Regions from separate parts of the Homo sapiens genome. Here all the other regions are linked to region 3. A link is a contact called in ENCODE Hi-C or POLR2A ChIA-PET data. All regions are on one chromosome and are shown on one strand. The core of a region is the stretch at or near the end of the contact, and the rest is flanking DNA. Distances in the headings are between cores, read along the strand shown. Region 1 holds the start of SLC67A1 (solute carrier family 67 member 1). Region 2 holds the start of ART5 (ADP-ribosyltransferase 5). Region 3 holds the start of ZNF195 (zinc finger protein 195). Region 4 holds the start of PHLDA2 (pleckstrin homology like domain family A member 2).

What was found. A loop is a pair of places that touch in the nucleus more often than their neighbours do. ChIA-PET counts read pairs that join two places held with the same protein, here RNA polymerase II (POLR2A). Pooled maps may share reads with other maps.
Region 1: a map of naive thymus-derived CD4-positive, alpha-beta T cell shows a loop between it and region 3 (7-fold over the local background). The contact joins the promoter of SLC67A1 here to the promoter of ZNF195 in region 3. A Hi-C loop is called at or near these places in 2 of 168 maps with a recorded cell type or tissue (both naive thymus-derived CD4-positive, alpha-beta T cell) and 10 of 50 pooled maps. POLR2A ChIA-PET finds 5 or more read pairs at or near these places in 1 of 52 experiments (activated T-cell).
Region 2: a loop to region 3 is called in a pooled map, with 5 times the contacts of the local background. The contact joins the promoter of ART5 here to the promoter of ZNF195 in region 3. A Hi-C loop is called at or near these places in 4 of 50 pooled maps. POLR2A ChIA-PET finds 5 or more read pairs at or near these places in 3 of 52 experiments (AG04450, Caco-2 and H1).
Region 4: a pooled map shows a loop between it and region 3 (18-fold over the local background). The contact joins the promoter of PHLDA2 here to the promoter of ZNF195 in region 3. A Hi-C loop is called at or near these places in 3 of 37 single-sample maps with no recorded cell type and 7 of 50 pooled maps. POLR2A ChIA-PET finds 5 or more read pairs at or near these places in 2 of 52 experiments (A549 and MCF 10A).

What each region holds. Positions count from the first base shown.
Region 1 is chr11:2,900,892-2,903,591 of GRCh38, reverse strand. It overlaps SLC67A1 (solute carrier family 67 member 1), which reads right to left and starts at 1,314. Exons shown (of 11, transcript NM_002555.6): 1 at 1,228-1,314; 2 at 103-378. The coding sequence starts at 246. It overlaps SLC67A1-AS (SLC67A1 antisense RNA), which reads left to right and starts at 17. Exons shown (of 3, transcript NR_169305.1): 1 at 17-133; 2 at 883-1,008. RefSeq lists an enhancer at 1-127 and a silencer at 1,053-1,182.
Region 2 is chr11:3,640,599-3,643,298 of GRCh38, reverse strand. It overlaps ART5 (ADP-ribosyltransferase 5), which reads left to right and starts at 1,307. Exons shown (of 4, transcript NM_053017.5): 1 at 1,307-1,493. The coding sequence starts at 1,437. RefSeq lists a silencer at 698-747 and an enhancer at 887-1,600.
Region 3 is chr11:3,377,796-3,380,532 of GRCh38, reverse strand. ZNF195 (zinc finger protein 195) reads left to right here and starts at 1,387. Exons shown (of 6, transcript NM_001130520.3): 1 at 1,387-1,495. The coding sequence starts at 1,493. RefSeq lists enhancers at 1,140-1,434, 1,123-1,686 and a silencer at 1,612-1,681.
Region 4 is chr11:2,928,170-2,930,869 of GRCh38, reverse strand. PHLDA2 (pleckstrin homology like domain family A member 2) reads left to right here and starts at 1,450. Exons shown (of 2, transcript NM_003311.4): 1 at 1,450-1,974; 2 at 2,203-2,597. The coding sequence starts at 1,506. The coding sequence ends at 1,964. RefSeq lists enhancers at 346-954, 955-1,564, 1,565-2,173.

The DNA.
Region 1 (2,700 bases), core at 65-2,564, 480 kb after region 3:
TGAAACCCCCACCCCCACTCTCTGCGACGGCCCAGATGGAGGGCAGGAGGAACAGCGGTTCAGCCCTGGCTGGGGCTGCAGGGGCTGGGGTGTGTTACTCACTGGCACGATGGAGAACTGCATGAAGAGGCAGGTAAGTTCTGTGGCGGCCAGCACGTAGGTAAGCAAGATGACCGAGGACCGGCCTAGAGCGCTCATCCTGCCGGGGGACCGGCCCTGGTCCCTGGGAGCCCGAGCTCCCTGCATCCTGGACAGGCGCAGCAGGGAGACCCAGGAGAGATCCAAGCAGGAGGCTGGCGGAGCAGGGGGCAAAAGTCCAGTTGATCCGGGCAGGGGTGCTGAGTCACTGGGTCCCAGGCAGCACCCGCCTGGCCTTGCCTGCAAGAGAGGACAGCACTGCAGGACCCCCTCCCCAGTGGAGCTCTCCTGCTACCTGGACCTTAGAGGACACATCAGGGGGTCCCCCTCCTCCACTTTTGACAGCTCTGGTCTCCAGGCACACAGCCTCCCGGGGAGGGGAGACAGGGACAAGCTGCTCCCCCCGACCCCTGCAGGTGGGCCAGGCTCAGTGCCTGGTTGCCTGACACAGGAATGTGCCATGCCCCACTTTTAGAGGGAGGCAGAGGCTCGGAGTGGTGGCTGAGTCCACCTCAAATCATCAGCGCCTTCTGTGGCCAGAGGGCTGATGTGGGTCCCTGTGCCTGGAGGCCCTCCGTAGGCCCACAGTGGCCCTGTCCCCAACACAGTGCAGCTCTCAGGGAAGGTCTACCTTCCCCTGTGGCCAGCAGCCAGAGCTCCAAGGGGCTTCTGGAATGGTCTTGCGTAGGGGAGACATAGCTCAGCCTTCCAGGCTCCCCAGTAGCTCTGCCTTACCTCCCACAGCGGAGTGCTGTCTGTCCCCACCCTTCCCCGCCCGGCCTCCAACTGGTGGGAACTGGATTTTGCGGCTGCAGAGGACTTCCCCAAATTTTGCCACATTAACAGCTGACTGCACATCTGAGCCCCGAGGTACCGAACCCAGGCTGGTGGGGTAGGGCGGGGAGACCCCTGAGGGTCCGGGAGCTGCGCCTGGCGCCCTCCCCCATCCCGGGATGCAGGGAGGCTGGGGGGAGCAGGGCAGCCGCAGCAGGCACGTCAGGGGCACCTCATTGGGCAGAGGTGCGACGCTGCGCCGGAGTTCGGGGTTCGGGGCTCAGAGGCCGCCCTCTCCGGAGTGTGCTCGAGTACCTGCCTTTGCAGGGGCGGGCTTGGGCACGGGTGCCGGTGGGGTGAGCGCTCCAGGGTGACCTAGACACCGGTCCTTCCGGGATGAGCCCCGGCCCCGCCCTTTCGGGAGATGACTTGCAACAGGGACCGCCCCTCTGGGTCTGAGTTCCAGCCCTCGCGCTTTGCAATCGCCAGTTCCGGGAGCGCCCGTGCCACGGTTTCTGCGCTCTCACTGGCCGAGCCCGCCCCTCCCCTCGAAGGACCCGCCCCTGCCCCGCCCACCAGCGGGCTCGCCCCGTGCCCGGCTTCGCCCGCCCCAGCCCCCTCCAGCTTGAATCCTGCCCGGTGCCCGGGCTGCTGGAGGTGGACACTCTGACCCTCAGGCAGCACCGGTGTCCACTTTGGGCCTGAGGAGGGGCAGTGTGGGCAGGGGATGGGACCGGGAGGTGGAGGGAAGGAGAGAATGGAGGGGAGGCAGGGGCGGGGAGAGAAAAGCGGAGGAATGGTGGTGAGGGGTTAGGGGAAGAAGTCAGGGGAGGTTGTAGAGGGTGTGGTGTAGCCTGGCCCTGCCAAAGGTCTGCACAGAGCCCCAGAAGAGTGACCAGGAGACAGCTCTGGGCCCCTCCTCACTTCCCTCCCCAGACCCGGAGGCTGCTAGGAGCAGTTGAGAGCCCACTTTTCCCCATTTCACCCTGCCTGCCACTTCCCCACCCTTGCAGGGGCCACCAGAGATGCCAGCACACAGGTAAACAAGCCTCATGCCGCCCTCCGCAGCAGGAGCCGCTGGAGCACACACACCCCACGCTGCGCACACTTGGCCCAAGCCCTGCCCTTGGCCTGGGCACCATTCTCCGTGCCCCTGACTGTCACTAAGTAGGGAGATGCTCATTCAGGACTCCTGCCCCACCTCCTCCCCAGGCAAGGGCTGGGCACAGGCTCAAATGTCAAAACCAGTGTCCCCCTGCCATGTGTCAATCATCGCTCCACAGAGCAGAAAACTGCAGGGGTGAGACAGGGTGGGACGGACATCGCAGAGGCGAGCGAGAGCCGGCCAAAGTCCTGGTGGGCAGGGGGGCCAGAGCCAGGTGGCCCAAGGCCGGCTGGCTAAGCCATTCCAAGTCACCGTGGGAGTGGTTCAGCAGCTACCCTTCGTTCAGCAGCTCAGATATGTTGGGCATCAGAAAACAATACCCCAAAATGAAGGCCTCAGAAGCAGCTTCGGAAGAAAAAGTGTTTCTCTGACCTTCTCTTGCTCTCCTGTCTCTCAGTGCCATTTTCCCCGAAGCTGGCCTTAGAAACTGGAATCCATTTTCCCCAGGGCAGGTCATAGAAATCAGAACCCCGCCTTTCCACACAGCCAGACATCAAACCTAAAAATATTGCTCTAACTTTCCCTCCACCTTTGTGTTTAGAAGCTGGCCATAAATTATCTGACCTCTCTTGTTTGACTGTAGGGCATAAGACCCCATTCCAGGAGGGTCCTGCTCCATGCCC
Region 2 (2,700 bases), core at 58-2,557, 260 kb before region 3:
GGGATTACAGGCGGGAGCCACTGCGCCCTGCCCTGGAGCTGTTTTTCTAACAAGCACTCAGAAGCACCTCCCTCCCCACCCTCCTCCAAGCCTGGACCCACCGTATGTCTTCCCGTTTGGTCTACAGAAAGGATTCTGGGAGATAGCAGGATTCTAGGTGGAGGAAACTTTTTATTTGGCTGACACTCTGAGGGGATGGGGGGACAGGGATGGGGAAAATTAATGAGCCAGACCAGGATGGATTCCTTTGGGTAGCTCTAATCTTTCGTGCCCACCTCAGCCCCAGCAGGCAGCATTTCTCAAATCCTAGCTTTCGGCGACCCTCCGGCCGCTGGGGGAAGGAGGGGTGACAACCCCACCTCCTCCTGGCTCTGGCTGCTAGGAAGCTCTTCCCTGAGTTACCAATTCCTCCGCTGGCCCCTTCTCCCATGACCTCTGACGGGGCATCCAAAACTCAGAGCCAGGTTATTTATAGATAAGCCCAGAGGAGGTGGGGGAAAGGCCAGTGTTTACAAACATGGGTCACCTGAGTCTGAGCGGCCACGAGAGCGGTCTGGGGGAGGGGCGAGACCGGACCCTGTGGATCTGCGACCAAGGGCTCTGTCTCTGGCCCAACCCCACTGAAGGCGAATGGGGAGAGGGCCCAGAGCAGGCAGGGAGTGGGCGCTGCTCAGATGCTGGAGCACGTGGCCCAGGGTGTGGGCCAAATGCAAACTGTATGCAAATCGCAGTGCTCCGGGGGCGACCTCTCGGCCGGCGGGACCCCCGCGGGGCCCCTGGCCTGGTGGGCCGGGGACCAGGGGCCGACCGGGTCAGGGCCCGCCTGAGGGAGAGGCCGAGTCTCACAAGTTTCCTCCCCATCACTCACAGCCAAAGAGGGTCCCGCAGAAAGACCCCGCAGGCCTTGAGAAAGGGAATTGCTCCTCAGTCCCTGCCCTGGCGCGCCCGCTCCCGGCCCCGCGTGCGGCGCTGGGAAAGGGGTGTCGGGTTACCAGCGCGGGGGCTACAGTTAGCCTCGAGAACCTTTGCTTTCAGCCGGACTCCGGACTCCTCCGGGGACAGCGCAGCGCCCGCCAGAGCCCTCGGCGCTCCCTCCCGCTGGCGGCTTCCGCAGCCTTCAAGTGGGTCCTCCGCCCCCGGCCCTCCCCTCTCAGGCGGAGCCAAACTGCGGCCCCGCCTTTACAGTCTCGGAAAGGTCCCCAGACTGGAGGCTCTGAGGAAGGGGTGTGGGGAGTCGGGGGCGGAGACTTGGGGCGGGGGGCGGGCAATAAACTCCCAGGCCCCGCCCACGCCCCGCCGGGGCCCTAATCCTGGACCCGGGATCCCGTGCGCCTGGAGACAGGGTCCAGATCTGCCTCCAGCCCCTCGAAACCAGGACTCCAGCACCTCTGGTCCCGCCCTCACCCGGACCCCTGGCCCTCACGTCTCCTCCAGGGATGGCGCTGGCGGCTTTGATGATCGCCCTCGGCAGCCTCGGCCTCCACACCTGGCAGGTAACTCCAGGAACCATCTCCTAGCCCCAAGGGGGACATTAAGGGACAGACCCTGAGGAAGTGGACCCGGGGCTGACTCCTCACATCCCTCTCCCAGGGACTCTTCCCTAGGATTCCACTCTTAACTCTCTTCCTCTCAGGAACCTCCATCTCTGCAGGGAGCCCCAAGTTCCCATTCTGTCTCCTAGAACCCCCATCTCCATCCCTCTCTGGATGCCTCCAACGTTCTCCTCCCCACCTCTCATCTCCCAGCGCAGGCACAGCCCGGCAAAGCCTCCTTGGGTTACCTGTGTGCTGCAGTCCTGGCAGCCCGTCCCAACCAAGGCTTGGCCTCCCCACCACCCCTACCCCAAATGTGGGTACAGAGCAGGGGAGGACTCAGGCGTCTCAGAGCTCACAGTGATTTGGTGTGGTGGCTGAGCACCTACCTGCAAGGGCTTCCTGCTGGATGAGAGGGAAAGAGAGCCCGAGGAGAATGGGGCTGGGGGTTAGGCAGCTGGACACTGGCTGTGTGTAATATTTGCACATCACCTGCCTGCCAGATCTTACAGCCGGAAAAGTGCTTGATAGTCATCTAGTCCCACCTCCCACCGACTGCAAGAACCTTTCTAATGACAGGATGACCCCTTTTAGGTTGTACAGAAGTAATGCTCTTTATGCTGTCTTCATAATAACTGTGAGGTTGGAAGTATCCTCAAGTCCAGAAAAGTTATGACACTTGCCCAAGGCCTCACAGCTAATAGGTGGTAAAGTCAAGATTTCAGCCTGCGCGCGGTGGCTCACTCCTGTAATCCCAGCACTTTGGGAGGCTGAGGCTGGTGGATCACTTGAGGTCAGGAGTTCGAGACCAGCCTGACCAACATGGTGAAACCCTGTCTCTACTAAAAATACAAAAAATTAGCTGGGCGTGGTATTGCGCACCTGTAATCCTAGCTACTTGGGAGGCTGAGAGAGGAGAATTGCTTGAACCCGGGAGGCAGAGGTTGCAGTGAGCCAAGATCGTGCCATTGTACTCCGGCCTGGGCAACAGAGCGAGACTTCGTCTCAAAGAAACAAACACAAAAACAAATTAGCCAGGCATGGTGGCATGCACAGGTAATCCCAGTTAGTTGGGAGGCTGAGGTGGGAGAATCACTCCAACCTGGGAGGTGGCGCTTGCAGTGAGCCGAGATCTCACCACTGCACTCCAGCCTGGGCAACAGAGCAA
Region 3 (2,737 bases), core at 138-2,637:
GGCCATACATACATGAAGCAGTCCAGTTGTGACAAGAATAGCTCAGTTGAGTTCAGCGTGAATGGCTGATGAACTCAATCATGAGCTATTAAGTTTTCGGTGATTTGTTATGCAATAGCTAACTAATACATGCACCCAGGGCAGATAGGGTGCCAGGATTCAATGAAAGGTTGATTCCTAGTTACCTGCAAGAAGAAAGCACTTTATAGGTACTAATTCTCCCCCCTTATTTAAAGTTGGATCTTTTGTAAGATAATGTTCCGTCATACAGAAATGCATGTACACATGTATATATGTGATTGGTGCTTTTACTCACACAGCCCCCCAACCACGGGAAGAAACAGACAATCACAGCTTGATCATTAGGGCTAAGGCCAAATAGCAAGATAAGTCTGCCTCTAGTCTATTTCCTCCATATCTAAATGTTGGAGGTCAAGGCTATGGACAGATCTGAAGATGTGTTCTCTCCTCTTAGGGCCCCATTATTGATGGGCAGCAGTCCTCTACCCGTGGATATTTTCTTTTGCTTTCCCCTATGCTCTCTAGGATCACCATCTCGTCCACCCTTCGACCGGAGGAGAGATGTTTGTAGCAAGAGGCTGTTCCCTCACCTCTGGCTGAAAAGGGACTTTCAGACCCTCCACTTCCTGACATAAGGGAGGTTAGACCTCAGAGCTGCACTTTAGTGTGGCAGCTATTGATCATGTGTGGCTATTGAATAACAGGAATACAGCTGGTCTGAACTGAAATGTGCTGAAAAGGTAAAATACAGAGTGAGCTTCAAAGATTTAGTACCCCAAAATATATACTTCCTTACCAATTGTATATTGACCATAGAGGAAAATGGTTACATACTGGGTTAAATTATTACAATCAACTTCACCTGTTTCTTAGTACATTTTAAAACGTGGCTACTAGAAAATTTAAGATTCACACATGGCTTACATTTTAATTCTTAGAGGCTTGAATCCTTTTTGAAATTTCAGGCTGTCTGTTCAAAGGACCAAAAGCCAGGAAGGCCATAAAATATAAAAATTCAAAATGATTGTCTTTATTTTCTTCTTTCCATTGGTGAATAACATATATTTATTATTTATAAATAAACATAACCGCAGTCACAAGATGAAATGTAAATATCCTCTAGGTGGGGCCGGACAGCGCAGGCAGGAAGCCCCGCTCCAAAAGATCGCGGCCAGCACCTGTCCTTGCTGTCTCATTCGGCCCATTGTCTGATTACAGCTCCTGTCACTCAGGGCCTGAGGGGGCGGGGCGTGATGCCCTATCCAATCAGAGGAGTAGGGGCGGGGACTGTCCAATCAGGCACATGTCTGGAGAGGAGAGGACGGCTTCCGGGATCTAGCGGGGCCTTTGTCCCGACAGAGCTCCACTTCCTGTCCCCGCGGCTCTGTGTCCCCTGCTAGCCGTAGGTCGTGTGACCCGCAGGCACCGGGAGATCCAGAAGTGAAACGCCAGGCTCTCTGGAGGCCAGGAGATGGTGAGTGTAGGGGCCAGGCCTCCTGAGAGACAGGGAGGGGCGGACTGGAACCCGCGGTACCGGCTCGGGAGGAACCGGGCTGCCCGGGTGGGTTCCGGGCTCCGCGGACCCGAGGCCCCTCCAGCTGCACCATGGCGGCCGGGCCCCGCGCGCCCCGGCGCATCCCTGCAGAGCGGCTTTGGCCCAAGCCCAGAGCCATGTCCCCCCGGCAGCTCTTCGCCCGCAGACCCTCGTCTCCCCGAGTCAGGAAGGGAGAATCCCGACTCCGTGGGTGGTTTGTGCATAAGAGGATGATCTGTAGCCCGTGGGGGCCCCAGTCCCTCCTTTCTCTCGAGGGAGTCCTTGCAAAAATGTGAAAGAGTTTTATTTGAGCAAAGAGCGATTCATGAATGGCAGAGGACCCAACCATGTTTTTTGGGTTTGGAGGTCCCACCAGCCGGCCTTGAAGGAAAGGCTTTTATCAGGTGCATGAGGAAGCAAACCACATTCATTCATTAGTTCGGTACAGTTACGTCATCTCCTGATTTCAGCTATCTAGGCTGAAATTTTCTGGTCCTGTAATCAGAAGTTAATTAGAGGTTTGTGGTTGACGAAGCCTGAATTTTGTTTCTGCAAGATAGTCATTTGCAAGAAACGCATCTGAGTTAGATTTTTTTTTTTAACCTAAGAACCCAGGGCACTAGAGCCACCTCAGTCGGATTGCCTGCTATTTAATTATTATTATTTTTGAGATGGAGTCTCGCTCTGTCCCCCAGGCTGGAGTGCAGTGGCGCGATCTCGGCTCACTGCAACCTCTGCCTCCCGGGTTCAATCAATTCTCCTGCCTCAGCCTCCCGAGTAGCTGAGATTACAGTCCTGCACCACCACGCCCGGCTAATTTTTGTATTTTTAGTAGAGACGGGGTTTCACCATGTTGGCCAGGCTGGTCTTGAACTCCTGACCTCATGTGATCCGCCTGCCTTGGCCTCCCAAAGTGCTGGGATTACAGTCGTGAGCCACTGCGCCCAGCCTGGACGGCACTTTTTAAGAGATTTGTTTTCTGTTTGTAATCATTCCACGTGACAGGAAAGCAGAGAATCATCCCCTGACGCTATTGTAAAAAGTCTTTGTGCCTCTCCTCCTTTTTATTTTCCCTAGGCACAGACACCTTACCAGAATGTCTTTGGTTTGAGGTTCCACTTTGGAAACTTGACAGGGTGATTTGCTCTCAGCCACCCTCTGGACTTTTTCCTCAGTTTCAGT
Region 4 (2,700 bases), core at 201-2,700, 450 kb after region 3:
TCCACACCACATCCCTGCCCACTGCCAGGTCCTCTGGCCACACCGGTGGGACCACCGGGCAGCTGCTACCTGCATGCCATTCACAGAACCGGGTCTGGGGCGCTCCTCTGAGCCGGACGTCTCTTTATCCTTTACAGTGACCCTGAAGGGCAGGTGGAGGTAGGGCTGGTCCCAGGTCTGGGTTTTACGCTCTGCTGCCACTGTCTTGACATTTTAAATACATTTTGAATCAGGGGACTCTCGTTTTCATTTTGCGTGAGCCCCGTCATTGAGGCCAATTCTGACCCCAGAGTTGGGACTTCCTGCTGTAACCACCCCAGGGCGCAGCTAGGGGGCAGGGGTGCGGGAAGGTGGGAGACGTGGAGTAGTAGCCGGGGTCTCTGGGGTCCTCTCGGCCGGCTCCACCCCCACCCCTGGGAACCCGGGAAGAGCCGGCTTTCGCTTCCTGTCTATTAAACCCTTTAAAGGAAGAGGGTAAATAAAACCGCCCGTCTGCCCAGCTGGAAAGCGATGACTCAGCCGCCCCCGCCGACCCTCGCCCCCAGGCTGATCCCAGAGAGCGGGCGTCGCGGCCCAGCCCGAACCCCTCAGCTCCTGGGACCTCTCTCCGGTCCGGGTCGTGGGGGCGCGGTCGGAGCAGTCCGTACCCCAGTTCGGGACACTACGAGGGCGCAGGGAGGAGAACGGGCTTCCTCTTCCCCTTCCATTTTCTGAGCTCTATGGGTTGCTGGTCTAGCCCTTTCCACGTGTTCCCTAATCCAGCAAAGGTTACTGTTCCCATTTCACAGAAGCGAAAACCGAGGCTAAGAGAGGTGGTCGTTCTTGGCGCAGCCCGTGGGTGGCAAGATAGGAGCTCGGTCCGCTAGGGCAGGGCCACTTTCGGAGAGGGTCTCTGGGCGGCCCTGGGAAAGGCCCCCGAACAGGACGGAACGGCCAGGGCTCGGGAGTAAGGAAGGGGGCCTCGACCCTCCTTCTGCCCCGGGAGCCCGAGAGCGGCAGGGCTGGACTTGGGGCGCCTGGAGGGTGAAGGTCTGGTCCCGGCTGTCTCCCCACGGTGGGCCGGCCCCGGGCCCGCGGGTGCTTCCCGGGGCTCCCCGGCGTGAGTCATCGCGGGCAGGGCTGGCTGCAGCGCATTCTTCCGCGGGGCCGGCCTGCGAGACGGTGCGGGCGAGCGCCCGGGCGGGGCGGGACCTCGAGTCACCCCACGGGGCCGGACAGCTGGGGCACGGGGGGCAAGAGGAGCGCGGGCTTCTGAGATGGGAGGGGACGGCCGGGGACCGACCAGAGCGCGGACGCGACGGTGCGGGCCCGGACGGCTGGGCTTGGGGAGGGTATGGCCCGGGGCGCGCGGGGCTCAGGCGGGCGGGGTGGCCCGAGGGCCGGGGCGGGGCGGGGAGGGGCGGGGCGGGGAGGGGCAGCTATAAAGGCCGCGCCGGGGCCACGAGGAGCAGAGCCGGCGCCGTCACCGCCCGCATTGCCGCTCCCAGTCCCGCGCTCGGCACGACATGAAATCCCCCGACGAGGTGCTACGCGAGGGCGAGTTGGAGAAGCGCAGCGACAGCCTCTTCCAGCTATGGAAGAAGAAGCGCGGGGTGCTCACCTCCGACCGCCTGAGCCTGTTCCCCGCCAGCCCCCGCGCGCGCCCCAAGGAGCTGCGCTTCCACTCCATCCTCAAGGTGGACTGCGTGGAGCGCACGGGCAAGTACGTGTACTTCACCATCGTCACCACCGACCACAAGGAGATCGACTTCCGCTGCGCGGGCGAGAGCTGCTGGAACGCGGCCATCGCGCTGGCGCTCATCGATTTCCAGAACCGCCGCGCCCTGCAGGACTTTCGCAGCCGCCAGGAACGCACCGCACCCGCCGCACCCGCCGAGGACGCCGTGGCTGCCGCGGCCGCCGCACCCTCCGAGCCCTCGGAGCCCTCCAGGCCATCCCCGCAGCCCAAACCCCGCACGCCATGAGCCCGCCGCGGTGAGTGACTGCCCGCGTCCCGGCGAGCCCTGCGCCCTAACAGCCGGGACCGGGGCCTTTGGGAAAAACCACTTCAACCCCAGACGGCGGGGCGGGGGCGCTGCACCTCCTTGGGGGACCCGGCGCCCCGCAATCGCGCTGGCCCCCTCGCGTCAGGGTCTCGGGGCCCCTCAGGCTGGACCCGGACCGGCCCTGGCACAGCTCTCTGACCCAGTCCTTTCCCCACAGGGCCATACGCTGGACGAGTCGGACCGAGGCTAGGACGTGGCCGGCGCTCTCCAGCCCTGCAGCAGAAGAACTTCCCGTGCGCGCGGATCCTCGCTCCGTTGCACGGGCGCCTTAAGTTATTGGACTATCTAATATCTATGTATTTATTTCGCTGGTTCTTTGTAGTCACATATTTTATAGTCTTAATATCTTGTTTTTGCATCACTGTGCCCATTGCAAATAAATCACTTGGCCAGTTTGCTTTTCTACCATCCGGCTGTGGCTCAGTGAGACTCCTGCTGGGAGGGTGGAGGCCCAGGAATGGGCGGGCAGGACACCCTCATCCAGTCCTGCGGGGCTGGTGTGAAAGGCGCTGGGAACCGGCTTTGAATGAATAAATGAATCGTGTCATCTGCTGGGCCTGGTCCACACCCTCTTTTCCAAGCAGCCTCCCCAGAGGCCAGGAAGTGCCCTGGGGCTTGACCCTGGCTACCTTCTGCTCCTTGGTGTGTCCTGAGG